2 separate regions of the Homo sapiens genome follow, and region 1 is linked to region 2. The links are chromatin loops, found by intact Hi-C in ENCODE. Cell type or tissue: endothelial cell of umbilical vein. All regions are shown on one strand. Each heading gives the region's core, and the rest is flanking DNA. Links, peaks and the distances in the headings are about the cores only.

The links. Peaks named below come from ENCODE experiments on the same cell type or tissue, not always from the same donor. Only the 100,000 strongest peaks of a DNase experiment are listed, where the experiment ranks them.
Region 1: it touches region 2 in a loop (33-fold over the local background); 5 of 110 quality-filtered maps call a loop at or near these places.

Annotation. Positions count from the first base shown.
Region 1 is chr21:31,083,197-31,091,532 of GRCh38, reverse strand. No RefSeq gene overlaps it. Among named protein-coding and RNA genes, the nearest start is that of KRTAP19-8, 49 kb to the right of the region's middle. In endothelial cell of umbilical vein, for the core only: a CTCF peak has its summit at 4,878; a DNase peak (open chromatin) is centred at 4,902.
Region 2 is chr21:29,472,788-29,481,123 of GRCh38, reverse strand. LOC107985486 (a long non-coding RNA gene) reads right to left here. Exons shown (of 2, transcript XR_001754998.2): 2 at 7,441-8,336. Among named protein-coding and RNA genes, the nearest start is that of BACH1-IT3, 19 kb to the left of the region's middle. In endothelial cell of umbilical vein, for the core only: a CTCF peak has its summit at 4,485 (motif pointing left); a DNase peak (open chromatin) is centred at 4,463; H3K27me3 peaks cover 196 bases.

The DNA.
Region 1 (8,336 bases), core at 130-8,129, 1.6 Mb before region 2:
GGGATGTATTTCCTTACCCAATAAAGAAAATACATTAAATAGAAGGAATAAGTTCTAATGTTTGGTAGAGCAATAAAGTGACAATAGTTAATAATAATTTATTGTGCCTTTCACAATAGCTAGAAGAGAAGATCTGGCATTTCTGTGTTAGAAACACAAAGAAATGATAAATGAGGTGATAGATATTCTAATTGCTCTGATTTGATTACACATTGTATTAATCTAACCAAATATCAAATGTACTCCATAATTATGTGTAATTATTATATATCAATAAAAAACTATAGAAGAGAAAAAAGAATTTTAAATAGTTAATTATAGAAATTATATTTAATTAAAACCCATATTTCTTAATGATGAGTAAAAAAATAACAATGCCTCAATTTTTATTCAGGGTGTCTATAGTTCATCCTTCTTTCTTATCAAATTGACTGAAAAATTATTGCTTTTTGGTAAGACTTTATCTGTATGTTTGCCTTTTTCAGGGGTTAAGTTACTTTATTGTATTAAGATACTATCCCAAACCTGAGACATATCCTCTATAAAATATAGAGAAATAAAATCAGAAAATGTTTGACAGATTATGATGAATTAAGGGTATCTAAGTCAGTATTTATAGTTTGAGAATAAAATCATAAGAGAAAAAATTACAACTACTATTTGTAAATATGCAGAAAACCACACAAGTATAATTTTGAAATAAAATGTCAAAAATTTCATTTGAAATTTCATTTGGAGTGGATGTCTCATATAAATGTAAGCCAAAAATATGTATATAAATAATTTTACAGCTCAATAAAATTTTGTTTTATTTAAAGCCCAAAAGCAGAAAGAAAAAAAATTCACTCAAAATAAATCAATGGCCTAAATATAGGAGCTAAAACCATAACACTCTTAGGAGAAAACAGAGATAAATCTTCATCATCTTGGATTTGGCAATAAGTTCTTATACATGACACAAAAAGCTTGGCAACAAAAGCAAAAACAAACAGATGGGACTACATCAAACTTAAAAACTTGTGCACATCAAAGGAAAGAGTCAGCAAAGTGAAAAGCTAAGCTACAGAATGGGAGAAAATATTTGCAAATCATATATCTGACAAGGGATTAATACCCAGAATATATAAAGAGCTACTACAACTCAACAACAAAAAACTAAAAACTGGGCAAGGTACTTGAATATAAATTTCTCCAGGGATGGTGTCCAAATGGCCACCAAGCATATGAAAAGATGCTCAGCATCACTAATCATTAGAGAAGTGCAAATCAAAACTACAATGAAATGTCACCTCATACCCATATTAGTATGGCCACTATCAAAAAACACAAAATAACAAGTGTTGGAGAGGATGTGGGGAAACTGGAACCCTTGTGTGCTGTTGGTAGGAAGGTAAAATGGTACAGGCTGCCATGGAGAACAATATGGAGATTCCTCAAAAACTTAAAAATAGATTTATCATATAACCTAGCAACTTCACTTCTGGGTATATAGCCAAAAGAATTGAAAGCAGGATCTTGAAGAGATATTTTCAAACCAATGTTCATTGCAGAATTATTCACAGTAGCCAAGAGGTAGAAGCAACCCAAATGTCCATTGATGGAAGAATGGATAAAGGAAATGCAATGTACATACAAAGGCATATTATTCAGCTTTTAAAAAGAAAAAAAACCCTGTTACATATGACAACTTGGAGGAACCTTGAGGAAATTATGCTAAGTGAAGCCAGCCAGTCATAAAAAGACAAACACTGTATGATTCCACTGACAAGAGGTATCTAAAGTAGCCGAACTCATAGAAACAAAGTAGATTGAAAGTTACCAGGAGCTGGGAGAGAGGAAAGGAGGAGTTACTGCTTAATGGGTAGGAAGTTTGTGTTTGGAGTGAGGAAAAGGTGGTTGCCAAGGGTAGGGGGAAGGAAAACAAAGTTGTTTAATGGATACAGAGTTTCAGTTTTGCACAATGAAAAATCCCGTCAGCAACTGTTGGCAAGGGTGTGGGGAAATTGGAACCCTTGTGGCTTGCTTGTGGGAATGTAAAATGGTACACCTGATGTGGAATAGACTATGGTGGTGGTTCCAAAAAAAAAAAATAAATAAAAAAAAATATATATATACACACACACAAATACATTAAGCATAGCTGGGTGTGGTAGCTCATGTCGGTAATACAAACTACTTGGGAGGCTGAGAAGAGGATTGCTTCAATCCAGGAGTTGGAGACCAGCTTGTGCAAGATAGGGAGACTCTATTAAAAAAATGAAAAAAAATGAAACATGGAATGTACCGTATGCTCTGGGTATACATACAAAAGAACCGAAAGCAGGGACCTGAATAGTTACTTGTGCAACAATGCTTATTATTCACAATAGCCAAAAGGTGGTAATTACTCAGTGTCTGTCAACAGATGAACGGCTAAACAAACTGTATATCTATGTAAGGAAGTATTATTCAGCAAGAAAAAGGAATAAAGTTTTTTTTTTTTTTTTCTGAGACAGGGTCTTGCTCTGTCGCCCAGGCTGGAGCTCACTGCAACCTCTGCCTCCCAGGTTCAGCGATTCTCCTGTTTCAGCCTCCCAAGTACCTGGGATTACAGGTGTGGCCCACCACACCTGACTGATTTTTGTATTTTTGGTAGAGACGGGGTTTCACCATGCTGGCCAGGCTGGTCTTGAACTCCTGACCTCAGGTGATTCGCCCGCCTCGGCCTCCCAAAGTGCTAGGATTACAGGCGTGAACCACTGCACCCCATGTAATAAAGTTTTGATGCATGCTACTGAGAGGTGGCAACTGCTAGCAGCCCTCGCTCGCTCTTGGCGCCTCCTCGGCCTTGGCCTCCGCTCTGTCCCTGCTCCAAGAGCCCTTCACCCCGCTGCTTCGCTGTGGGGGCCCCTCTCTGGGGCTGGCCGAGGCCAGAGCCGGCTCCCTCTGCTGGCGGGGAGGTGTGGAGGAAGAGGCGCGGGCGGGAGCCGGGGCTGCGCACGGCGCTCGCAGGCCGGCACGGTTCCAGGTGGGCGCGGGCTCGGCGGGCTCTGCGCTTGGCGCGGCCGGCAGGTGTCCGCTGGGCTTGATCCGGAACGAGCTCCGTCCGGGCTGCGGGAGTGCCCAGGCTAGGTGCCGCAAAGACCCATGGGAGTGCCAGAGAGAGGTGAAGCCGGCTGGGCTTGTAGGCGGGGTGGGGACTTGGAGAACTTTTCCGTCTAGCTGAAGGATTGTAAATGCACCAATCAGCACTTGTGTCTAGCTAAAGGTTTGTAAACGCACCAATCATTGCTCTGTGTCTGGCTAATCGGGTGGGGACTTGGGGAACTTTTGTGTCTAGCTAAAGGATTGTAAACGCACCAATCAGCACTCTGTGTCTAGTTAAAGATTTGTAAGCGCACCAATCAGCACTCGGTCAAAACAGACCGAACAGCTCTCTGTAGAACGGACCAATCAGCTCTCTGTAAAATGGGCCAATCAGCAGGATGTGGGTGGGACCAAATGAGGGAATAAAAGCAGGCCACCCGAACCGCTGAGGTTCCTTTCCATGCTGTGGAGGATTTGTTCTTTTGCTGTTTGTAATAAATCTTGCTGCAGCTAACTTTTTGGGTCTGCGCCGCTTTTATGAGCTGTAATACTCACCGCGAAGGTCTGCAGCTTCACTCCTGAGGCCAGCAAGACCATGAACCCACCGGAAGGAACGAAACTCCAGACGTGCAGCCTTTAAGAGCTGTAACACTCACCGTGAAGGTCTGCAGCTTCGCTCCTGAAGTCAGCGAGACCACGAAACCACCAGAAGGAACAAACTCCAGACACACCATCTTTAAGAACTGTAACACTCACCGCGGGGGTCTGCTGCTTCATTCTTGAAGTCAGTGAGACGAAGAAGCCACCAATTCCGGACGCACTACAACATGAATGAATCTCAAAAATATTATGGTAAGTGATATAAACCAGACACAAAAGGACAAATATTGCATAATCCTAGTTACATGAAATATATAAAACAGGCAAATTCATAGAGATAGAAAGTAGATTAGAAGTTACCAGCAATGAGAGGAGGAGGAGGGGAGGAGGAATTATTTCTTAACGGATACAAAGTTTCTATTTGGAGTGATGAAAAAGTTTTGGAAATGGATAGTGGTGATGGTTGGACGATATTGTGAATATAATTGATGCCACTGAAATGTACACTTACAAATGGTTAGAATGGCAAATTATATCTTACCAAATATCACGTTTTACCGCAATAAAAGTTATAAAGACGATCTTTGCTTTTATAAATGAGTAAAACAAAAAAAAATACACAAACATTAGACATACAATTCAGTGAGCTACGAGCTATATTGGACTCAGTGGTAGCAACAGGAAGGGGCCCTGACGTTGTCAAAATTTTTCCTACATGCTTAGTGCTTTGTGTGTGCTTTCACTGCATCTGCAGAGAAGCCCTGAGAGGTGCTATGGGGCCTATTTTACAGATGGAAAAACAGGGCAAGTCCTGGTCCAAAGTTATGCAGCTCTATGAATCCAGCATTCAAATCTAGGTCTATCTGGCTCCGAATGGAGTACAAGCAGACCAGTAGTGACCATTTTGGGAAAATTGTTTCACCCTGGAGGATAATTTTCAACTTTTACTTAATTTAACTAGGGAAGATCACTGTGAGGGAGAATAGATTAAATGTGAGCAAGATCCTATCCAACTCTAATTTCTCATAGGATTTTTGCTGGAACTCATCACCCTCAGAACACTGATTTTGGGTTGAGTTTTCTAGTTTATACGGTTTTAGTGCACAACGGCAGATTTGGTAAATGTTGAATACAGTTCTTTTCCAATGTAATAATCCATCCATTTTCATAGTTTAAAATTGACTTTGGTAAGAAACAGAAGTTCTTGAATTTCCTGCCTGTGACCAGAGGAGGCCGCTGTTTCACTATGAATGTTTTTAGAGTCAAACGCAAACTCAAGCATATTGCTGGGTCCCAAAATTATCGTTCTTATTTTCATTCTCTCTCTCTCTCTCTCTCTCTCTCTCTCTCTCTCTCTCTCTCTCTCTCTCTCTTCCTCCCTCCTCTCTGGCCTTTCCTCCTTTCCTTTCCCTTTTTTTTATTTCCTTCTCCTGTTATTATTTCAATAAGTCAGCTCAGATGTGATAACAGGAAGGGGATGTTTCTCTTCTTCACATTCTTTGAACATTTATCCACCTCTTCCCAGACAAATAACTGTTTCCTTTATTTTATTTATTTATCTTTTTGAGACGGAGTCTTGCTCTGCCGCCCAGGCTGGAGTGCAATGGCGCGATCTTGGCTCACTGCAACCTCCACCTCCTGGATTCAAGCCATTCTTCTGCCTCAGTCTCCCGAGTAGTTGGGAGCACAGGCACCCACCACCACGGCTGGTTAATTTTTGTATTTTTAGTAGAGACTGGGGTTTGCCACATTGGTCAGGGTGGTCCCGAACTCCTGACCTCAGGTGATCCGCCTGTTTCGGCCTCCCAAAGTGCTGGGATTACAGGCGTGAGCCACCGCGCCTGGCCACCGTTTCCTTTAATAACAAACTTTCCAAGAAAATGGACCAAATGGAAAAGATACTTTTCCTTCCCCTTTACTATTTTTAAGGATGGAAATGGACTTTCATTTTTGGGTGTAGATTAACAGTTGAACAGTCACATGGCAGAGTTCAGTATTCTTTTCCTCAACCATTCATTTTCACAGTTTAGCCTGTCCTGGCCCCAGAGAGGGCAATGTGGGAGTTTAGAAAAATCCATTGTCAAATCTGGAGAGCATTTAGAAAAATATTTGATAGCTAAAATCATTTTCTGCATGGAGACTATAGCTTTCCAGAAGTTCTTTTGTTAAGCAACTGAAAAGAAATTTAGGTTTTCTTTCTTTCCTTCTTTCTTTTTTCTCTCTCCCTCCCTCTTTCCCTTCCTTCCTTCCTTCTTTCTTTTTCTCTGTTCCTTCCTCCCTCCCTCTGTCTATCCCTCCCTCCCGCCTTCCTTTCTTCCTTTTTTTCTGTCTGATCACTAATGAATCTTTTTAGAAAAGAAACATTTCAGTGCTTTCACCAATGTTTCTGATCTTTGCTTTCCCGTATCTCCATCTGTGTTACTTTAAAAAGCATCTAGCCAGGGCTTTTAACTGGGAAAGTTAATGAGCAAAAGCAAATTTTATCAATTAGAAAAAATATTTTTTAAAAGGAACTTTGTAGCCCGACAGATGAGGGGATCAAGGTGCATGTGTGTTGGGGGCAAGAAAGGTGTGTTACAAACACTATCTTCTTTATTCTAAATTACCTTGTGGAGGCGGGGGGGTGGGGGGGGAAGAATTATTTAATTTAAGGATGAGATGATTTAGAGCTCCAAAAAAATATTCATCTGCAGAAATGCCTCATCACACAATTTGGTTAGTGAGACCTTCAGTGGACTTGGTATTTGTGTCTTGGACACTACCTTTTTTTAAAGGGCCCGAAAGATCTTTAGGGAGTTAGGAGGCAGATGAGCTTTCCTGTTTCTAATTGATATTACTGCTGCTTTTCCTTCTCATGCAGGCTATTCAAACTAACAAGAGGAGGTTGGTAGGGGCCCTCCTACTAAATTGGTTTCAACTACATTTTTCGCTGCGTGTGTGACCTTGAACTAGTCCCTGAATCTGTTGAGGGTTCAGCTGTCCAGATTACACAATGAGATGTGGAATGATGTGATCTGCGACGTTTTTTTGAATGCCAGCTTAGGATTCTCCCTGTCTTTATTGTCTTAGAAGCACCACGTTCAGATTCTGATTCACTATTCCAAGCAACTGTCTCACCTGACAGTAAAAGTAGACAGAATATCAGTTAATACAATATTGTCTTTTCTTTTCTTTTGGTTCTGAAAAGACCTTTGACACAAATCATAGCCATTAGTTGAACAGGAATGGGGAAAAAAGGCAAGTAAATAAAATGATAGAAGACTTTGGAGGGCCTGACTTCCTGGGTTCAAGTCCTGGCTTTGCTACCTCTACCAGTAAGTGGGCAAGCTTTTAAAATTCTTTGTCCTTCCATTTTCTCATCTCGAAAAATAGGATACAAATATCACCAACCTCATGGGTGGGATTGTTGTAAAGACAGATATCACCATATTAATTATTACAGGCTGGGCGCAGTGGCTCACACCTGTAATCCCAGCACTTTGGGAGGCTGAGGCGGGCGGATCACAAGGTCAGGAGATCGAGACCATCCTGGCTAACATGGTGAAACCCCGTCTCTACTAAAAATACAATAAATTAGCTGGGCGTGGTGGCATGTGCCTGTAGTCCTAGCTACTTGGACGGTGAGGCAGGAGAATCTCTTGAACCATGGAGGCAGAGGTTGCAGTGAGCTGAGATCGTGCCACTGCACTCCAGCATGGGCAACAGAGCGAGAGACTGTCTCCAAAAAAAAAAAATTTATTATATAATTATTTCTGCCAACTTATAATTATGCCTTTTATTTATTTATTTATTTTTGGAGATAGGGATCATAGTTCACTGCAACTTTGAACTCCCAGGCTCAAGTGATCCTCCTGCCTTCACCTCCTGAGTAGCTGGGACTACAGGCATATGCCTATTTTTTTTTTATTTTAGTAGAGATTGAATCTTGCTGTGTTGCCCAGGCTGGTCTCAAACTTTTGGGCCCAAGTGATCCTCCCACGTTGGCCTCCCAAAGTGCTGGGATTACAGGCATGACCCCCACCCCGTGCCTGGCCTATGCTTTTTGGAAGATTAGCATCTTCCATTTTTCACTGTGACTCATTAACCAATGTCAGAAACTACTTTTTGTGAAAAACACTATCGTGGGCCCATTTTCCTGCCTTTGTAGTATATATTTACAAACGAGTTGGAAAGATAAGCCTGCCATAAGTAAAATTGAGAGGTGAAGCTGGCTGGGCCTCTGGGTCGGGTGGGGACTTGGAGAACTTTTCTGTCTAGCTAAAGGATTGTAAACACCAGTGGGCACTCTGTGTCTAGCTAAAGGTTTGTAAACGCACCAATCAGCACTCTGTAAAAACGCACCAATAAGTGCTTTATGTCTAGCTAAAGGTTTGTAAATGCACCAATCAGCACTCTGTAAAAACAGACCGATCAGCGCTCTGTAAAATGGACCAATCAGCAGGATGTGGGTGGGGCCAAATAAGGGAATAAAAGCTGGCTATCCTAGCCAGCGGCTGCAACCCACTCGGGTTCCCTTCCACCTTGTGGAAGCTTTGCATTTTCGCTCTTGTCAGTAAGTCTTGCTGCTGCTCACTCTTTGGGTCTTTGGGTCAGCACTACTTTTAAGAGCTGTAACACTCACCGTGAGGGTCTGCAGCTTCACTCCTGAAGTCAGCGAGAGGATGAACCCA
Region 2 (8,336 bases), core at 329-8,328:
TCTCACGGAGTTTCTTCCTTTTTCCTCAAAATTGTCCTTCTCTTCACTCTACAGAGCCAAAGACTAGTTCTTATATTTTTATTGCTAATAATTTGTTGCCGCCAAAATCTACTGGGACTTTCTCGTATTCCTCATCACTGTTGACTTACTCACCTGGATATGAACGAGGTGAGTTCATATCTCTGTCCCCACAACATTTTTTATATATTTCTGTGAAAACCCTCTGTTATCCGTGTGCTTTAGCAGGCTTTTTTATTTTCCTACATCTCTCCTCCATGAAGCTATAAGCATCTTGATGACCGAGATTCTGATATAAAAGCAAAACACAGGGCCTGGACCATAGTAGGAGCTTACTAAGTTTATATTGAATGAATAAAAAAATAAGTTGCAAAATATGGAAGGTCAGAATCTGATTGCTCTGTCTTCCTTCACTTAGATGTCTTTCCTACTTCTAGCAACTGGCCGTTGGAGACAGTGGTTTGATTATGCAACTATGTTTATTATCTCTGTCATTACCAATATATTTGAATTCATCCATTTCTTCACTCATTAAAGTATAGAAACTTGGCCAAGTGCGGTGCCTCACACTTCTAATCCCAGCACTTTGGGAGGCCGAGGCGGGTGGATCACAAGGTCAAGAGATCGAGACCATCCTGTCCAACATAGTGAAACCCCGGCTCTACTAAAAATACAAAAATTAGCCAGGTGTGTTGGCGCATGCCTGTAGTCCCAGCTACTCATGAGGCTGAGCAGGAGAGTCTCTTGAACCCAGGAGATGGAGATTGCAGTGAGCTGAGATTGCGCCACTGCACTGCAGCCTGGCAACAGAGTGAGACTCCATCTCAAAAAAAAAAATATGGAAACTTAGGATTATGTGTCTTTAAGGATTGTTGCAACCAACACATACCTTAGCTGGTTAAACTCTCCTCTTTCAAGGTAAAGAAAACAAAATCTGCATGACTGCATTCTTCTTAATAGTGTAAAAACTTGGAGATTAGGGAAAACTTTAGGAGTGGAAATGTGACTGGGAAAATGGAAGTTGTTTATTCACATTGGTTGATCTCTAAAGCTAGAATATCTGGATTTCCAGCTCCACCACTTTGGCAAGTTATGTAATCTCGGTTTTTCACATTGCTAAAACGGAAACAAAAATAGACTCAACCCAACAGGGCTCTTATGGAGTTCAACGAGATAAAGTGTGTTCAGGGCTGGCAACTGCTGAGCTCCCCCCTACTCCATATCAGGTCTTATTACTGCTATTATGGAGCTGTATCAGTATTCCTCATGTCACTCAGAGAAGGCCCATCCAAAAAGACACAAAGGGGTGTAAACCCAAGTGTATTCTTCATCTCGCCATGCAAGCATGAACACCCACTGGCTACTCTCCTTTCACTACCCAGAAAAACTTTCCGTCCATAATGCAAACTGCATCGTAAACTCCAGGAAACACCAGCTTTCATCACATAGGTAATTTAAGCATAGCTTTAACCTCCATTGCTTAAGTTCTAGCTCTGTCTGTGGGTCTCCCAGTCTACCATTCTGGCCCATGCCATAACAATAGCTACCAACAACACTAATATTTATTAAGTGCTTATAATGCACCTTATGAGTTTTCACTCATTTAGTCCTCAAAACAACCCATTAAAAAGATGATTATTATATCATCTTTTTACTAATCTATTCTTCAAATTAGGAAACAAAAGCAAAGAAGGGTCACATAACTTATCCAAAGTCACACTATAAATCAACCATGTATAGTTAAGAGATGCATTAAAATACAAAACCATAGAGTGAAAGGTGCATTAAAATAAAAATAATTTTAAATTATGACAAATTACCAGCTGGTCCAGGTATCTGGTCTTTTGGAAAAGTTACTCAATTTTACCAAAATTTGTATAAACCCTTTGTAAAAACTCTGGAAAAGATCTTAGAGATTCATAAGGTAGAAAAATGTGAGACTTTCTGCAATTAAACTTGAGCAAGCTGAGATAAAATTCTGTAAAGAAAGGAAGGAAAAAGAAAGAAGGAAGAGAAAAAGAACAGAAGAAGCAGATCAGAGAATGAAAATAACCATAATTAAACTCCTAATGATGTGTAAAGCAGCATTTTAGAAACATTTTATTTGTATGACTTGCTAATACTCCAAACTCTTTTGTCTTTCTCCCTCTTTCCATTGTGTCCATCTGTGGAGATCCCAACCTTTGTCCTTGCGTTTAAGCAGCCAAGTCATGTTCTAACCTTGACCCTGTCTTCAGTCTGTGTCCCCTCACTTGCTGAAGAGACCATCAAACATTGTTACTCCAGCCAGAATGACCCATGATGCTGTCTTCCCTTAACCACCCCTTCCTACCCAATTCCTCCCAAAGTTCCGTCCATTTTAGGTCCCACCTGTCTCTTGAATCTGGCCACTAGTCTCCAGGCCCTTGTCCTCTCATCCAAGTTCCTCTCTCTTGTGCCAGGATTTGCATGGCCACCTTTTTGCTCCTGTGGCATCCTGGGCACCACTTCACTTCCATGTGCTATTTCTACAGCAACAGGGCTATTTTCAATGTATAAACTCATTACACCCTCCTGTATCAACAACAGCTCCTCCGCTGTCATGGTTAATATTGAGAGTCAACTTGATTGGATTGAAGGATGCAAAGTATTGTTCTGGGTGTGTCTATGAGTGTGTTCCCAGAGGAGATTAACATTTGAGTCAGTGGACTGAGAGAGACAGACTCACCCTCAATCTGGGTGGGCACCATCTAATCAGCTGCCAGCACGGCCAGAATAAAAGCAGGCAGAAGAACGTGGAAAGACTAGAACGGCTAAGTCTTCTGGACTCCGTCCTTCTCCCATGCTGGATGCTTCCTACCCTCAAACATCAGCCTCTAGGTTCCTCAGCTTTTGGACTCTTGGACTTACATCAGTTGTTTGCTGAGTGCTCTTGGGCTTTAGGCCACAGACTGTACGTTGGCTTCCCTACTTTTGAGGTTTGGTGACTCAGACTTAGCCACTACTGGCTTCTTTGCTCCTTAGCTTGCAGGCAGCCTATGATGGGACTTCACCTTGTGACCTTGAGAGCTAATTCTCCATAATAAACACCCTTTAGTATATACCTCTATCCCATTAGTTCTGTCCTTCTGGAGAACCCTGACTAATACACCAGCTCTGCCGTAGCCCTCTGGGTCAGCCTGTTCTCCCCGGCCTCATTTCACGCTCTCTTCCTCTAGCTGTCTGTGCTCCAACCTGCATTCCTTAGACACACCATTCCCACCTCTGTCCTCTGCCTGGGCCCATTCTTTTCCACCAACACTCCCCTTCCCATCTCACTGCCTTTCCCTGCTTAATGTCAATCCATCTTTCAGATTTCACCTTCAGTCTAACTTTTTAGGGAGACCCGGCCTGACCACCCAGCTAGAGCAGGTCTGTGGTTGTCTGCTGTGATTCTACAACATGTTTTTTTTTTTTTTCCTTCGGAGCTCTTCCTTCAGTGTGTGATTACACATGCACTCCTTTGGGTGTTTTGTTTGAAATCAAGGTTGTTTTATCCACCTGACCATATGTGCTATGAGCTCGGGGAGCACACCTGGTTGTTCTCAGCATGTCACCCAGCTGGACCTGCAAAGAGTGCCACATATGCAGTATCCATTGCCTGAACAAGTGACTCCCTCTAAAATTCACAACAAAGCTAATAGCTGTTGTGCCTGAGGACATACAGCAAGTGCAGCCACAAACATCAGGTCAGACATTAGAAAGCGGCGCTCAAACTTCATGGCTTTCTAAGTCCCCATGCCACCAACCCTTCTGGACAACAGCTGACTTCCATTTCTAAAGAACCATAAAAAGGTCATTGGTTTGCAAAATCAAAATTTGTTCTGGGTGCTACTGTGCCCTCATAAATGAAATTTTGTTATTAAAGGAATGAACCTATTAGAAAACAATTTTTGGTGGAGTTTAAAGAAACAAGTTTCTACTCTCTTCCCCCACCCCCCCCAAAAAAAAAATCACACCATCTGGTACAAATCAAGAGAAAACTCACCCTGCTAATGACATGTGCAAACATGAATAATGAGGGCTTGAGGGTGGCAGAAAAACAGCATTCTCCCTCTGATGTGAGTCAGGAGTTTTAGAAAGTCTGAGATTTGAGAAAACTTTTCCAGGAAAAAGTAACAACAGCTTTTCATTCTCAATGTGTCAGTCAGTGTTTGAGTTAAAGGAGAAGACTAAAGAAAAAAAAACCTCAAACCCAACAGAGATTCCAAACTGCTTTAACATGATAGAACTAAAATATCTGATATTCAGAAAGCATCACAAAACTTGGCCTCGCGGAGCCAAAGAGGGCTCAACCACAAAACAAACACTGTCAGGGAAAACAGAGTTTCCACCAAAACAGGAGCAGGCAATTTTCTAGGAGGCTGGACAAAAAAAAAAAAAAAAATGCTTGTCACACAAAACCACAGAGTCCCCAAGGGCAGCGAGCCGAAAGCAGCATTCGTGGACGGCTGCCACCAAGTGGCCACTGCAGGTATTACATCTACTTAAAATGCTGTTTTGTTTTTTTGAGACGGAGTTTCGCTCTTGTTGCCCAGGCTTGAGTGCAATGGCGCGCGACCTCAGCTCACTGCAACCTCCACCTCCCGGGCTCAAGCGATTCTCCTGCCTCAGGCTCCCAAGTAGCTGGGATTACAGGCACCCGCCACCAAGCCCAGCTAATTTTTTGTATTTTTAGTAAAGACGCGGTTTCACCATGTTGGCCAGGCTGGTCTCGAACTCCTGACCTCAGGTGATCCACCCGCCTCGGCCTCCCAAAGTGCTGGGATTACAGGCGTGAGCCACCACGCCCAGCCAAAATGTTTTAATTCCTAAGATTCCCCCAGAGAAAACTACCTGTGAAATTCTCAAATCTAGAGAGCATGTCTTGGGATTTTTCATTACTCTACCTATCAAACAATCATTTAACAAGTTAAATTTTCCCCCTTTAAAATTGGATAGGGAGGCAAAATACAGCTAATAGTAGAACACATATGTCTCATAAAATGTAAATTTATTTTTGTTCCCCTACTCTCACTTAAAATGTACTCAGTCAGACTAGTTCTTCCCCTGCTCCAGGAAGAAAATCCAGGCAGCCCAAGACTTTTCTGGATATGTAAAACATTGTCACAAATTAGTAACTAAAATGATTGGTTCCATGTACAGGTCTGAATTTCAATCTAGTGTTAAAAGGTGAGTCCACTCCACCTTGGGCCAGAATCTAGCAGGCAGCTGGCGTTGGAAAAGGAGGGGATATAGTCTCTCTTCCTGGCTTATTATAGCATTTTGCATTCTTTTTCCATTCTGCTAGCTTCAGTTTCTGACTCCTTTAAGATTGAGGGTCCAAGAGAGGGGAAGAGATGGGAAATTTCTAACTTAAAGAGTAGCCTCTCTCCTTGGTGTTTTTGTGGATTCTTGAGAGACTCTGCCACCAGAAGTCTCCCCTGTATTTGCTCAGACTGTGGGCTATGAATTGAATTGTATCCTTCCAAAATTCACATACTGAAGCCCTAATCCTCAATGTGATGGTATTTGGAGATGGGACCTTTGGGAGGTATATAGGGCTGGATGTGATCATGAGGGTGGGGCCCTAATGACGGAGTTAGTGCCTTTATATGAAGACACTAAAAAGCTTGCTTACTCTCTCTCCACACACATGCACCAGAGAAAGGCTGTATGCGGACACAGTGAGAAGGCCACTGTCTTCAGGTGAAAAAGAGGGCCCTCTCCAGGACCTAATCATACTGGCATCTGATCCCAGACTCCTAGCCTCCAGAACTGTGAGAAAATACATTTTTGTTGTTCTACCTATCAAGCAATATGCCTGTTCTTTGGTATTTTGCTGGGGTAGCCCAAGCACACTAAGACACTGGATGAACATGTCTTTATTCTGACTGTAGGTATCATGTACCCTCATTCCTCATCAGCCCCAGGAATGCACTGATACAGGCAGATCCTCTCTGCTGAGACCTTTTTGCCTCTGCAGGTAGCCTTCTTGGACAAAACCCCAAGAGAATTCCAAGCCAGCCTTTGCTGACATAGCCCATAGCTGGACCATGAGAAACACCCCTGCAATGTTTGTCTTAAAACAAAGCGACAGAGGCCAACCCTAAGGGAACTGCAATTTCTTTTTACTTCTGCCCTAAGAGTGACTGGCCAGCTGCCTCTCGTCTTTTTAATTTGCCCCGTAAAAGTCAGATAATCCACTGTGTGCCCACCAAAATTCCAGGTACATAGAGAAAGTCCTCCCAGCAAACTCCTTAAAGCCCCATGTCATGGTTAATTTCATGTGTCAACTTGGCTACACCACAGTACCCAGATATTTGGTCAAAACAGTCTAGATATTGTTTTGAAAGTCATTTTCAGATGAGATTAACATTTAAATCAGCAGACTTTAAGAAAAACAGATTAACCCTCCATAATGTGGGTAGACCTCATCTAATTAGTTAAAGGCATTAATCGAAAAAGAATGACCTCCTCTAGAGAAGGGAGAATTCTGCCAGCAGTCTGCCTTCAGACTTGAGCTGCAAAATCAGCTCTTCCCTGGATCTTTGGCCTACCCTCCACCCTGCAGATTTTGGACTTGCCAACCTCTACAATTGTGTGAGCCAATCTCTCTTTCTGTGGTGTGTGTGTGTGTGTGTGTGTGTGTGTGCGCGCGCGCGCGTGTCTATATATCCTACTGGTTGTTTCTCTGGACAACCCTATTACAACCTCACTAGTGACTTGAGGAAAGGGAGGAAGCATCCCCTTGTTTATCCCCAACCAACAGTTGTCCCTAAAGATTCTCTTCCAAACCCTTCTCTAGGAATCTTCTTAAGACACCTCTCACTAGGCTCCAGGTGAGGGGGAAACACCCCCACCACTTCCCCTGGCTGACAGTGGGACTTAAGGTCAACTCTCTCCAAAGGAGCATTTCTCCCCACACTCTCCTACCAAGCCCTCTGTAACCACCATGGGGGTGGGAGATCTAAGTGTCCCCTCCTGGGTCTTGGCCCCAATTCTCTACATTGTGGTCTAGTGCCAGGACAGCGTCTGTCCTTCCCACATCTGCCTCACTGAGTGGACTCTGATCACTGTTCAGGGTGGCAGTGTGCCTAGTCCCAGAGAACAAACAATGTTTGGTGTCAGAGTGCTGCAGTCACTCTGCAGAAGCAGAATGGACATCACCCAGAATTTGGTCCTGATGTTGAGACTGCTGACACCATACGCACACCTAGGGGGTATGAAATTGTTTATTATTCACAAGAGAAGGCTTTCTGGGGGGAATAGGAAGGCTCCAGGCAGGTCTGAAAATGGTTTGAGAGAGCTGGAAGAGGAGACTGGTGTGGTGTTTTGTGGCAGATGGGGCTGGCGTGAGGGCTTCTGCTCACAGACAGAGGGAGCAGGGAGGCTTAAAGGATGTCAGCAATTGAACATCAAAAATGGAGTCAGAGTCTTTATTAAACACAGCCTGGGGCAAGGCCTTGTGTGCTACTATTTTGTTGGGGAGTATAGTTCCAAAAAGCAGGAATGAGGTCACAGATTAAGCAGGGAAGGATGGAAAAGAAATGCAGAAAATACAGGAGATGGGTGTAGCTGGCTACTGCATATGGGGATGGCCTCTCAGCCACTGCTCCCAGGACAGTCCTGCCACAGACAGAAAGGCAAAGCTATCCATGAGTTTCAATCTTCTGTTAGTCAAAGTCTACCCCATGGGTTGACCTCCTCCCCTAAACTTCCAGATTGTACACAGGGGGCCGGAAGTGAGGGTCTGTTTACATCACTTACCCTAGTGACATCAGGGAACTCCCAGGACATGAGATGGGAAGCAGAGTGTGTTCAGGAAATGCTGTCAAGTTGTGTCTAGGACAACACAATGGGGCAGCCACTGTGGCAAGTCACTGGGCAAGTAGCAGCTGTGGCAGCAGCACAAGGGACCCAGCTGACCGGGCAGGAGCAGTGAAAGATGCTCTGGCCAACACGCTAGCAGGGGTAGAGATCTGGAGGGATGTACACACAAAGTGCAGGGCAACTGGTTAGGCTGGTCACAGCTATGTTGTTGTGTTTGTTCACATGCTCCTTTTCCAGGCTCTTTTGCAGTTTGCAAGAAGGGGTTGCCATGTCACAAGTTTCTAGCCATTGAAATGAAAATGGAAGTTTTTGGGAGAGATGTTTCTTCCCGGTTGAAAGAAAAGAAAGCCAGTTGAGAATTTCTCTTTCTCTCCTCTTCTCCTTATCTTGGAGTACCATCTTGATGCCAAGAATACTGCAGCAGGCCAGGCGCGGTGCTCACGCCTGTAATCCCAGCACTTTGGAATGCTGAGGCAGGCGGATCACGA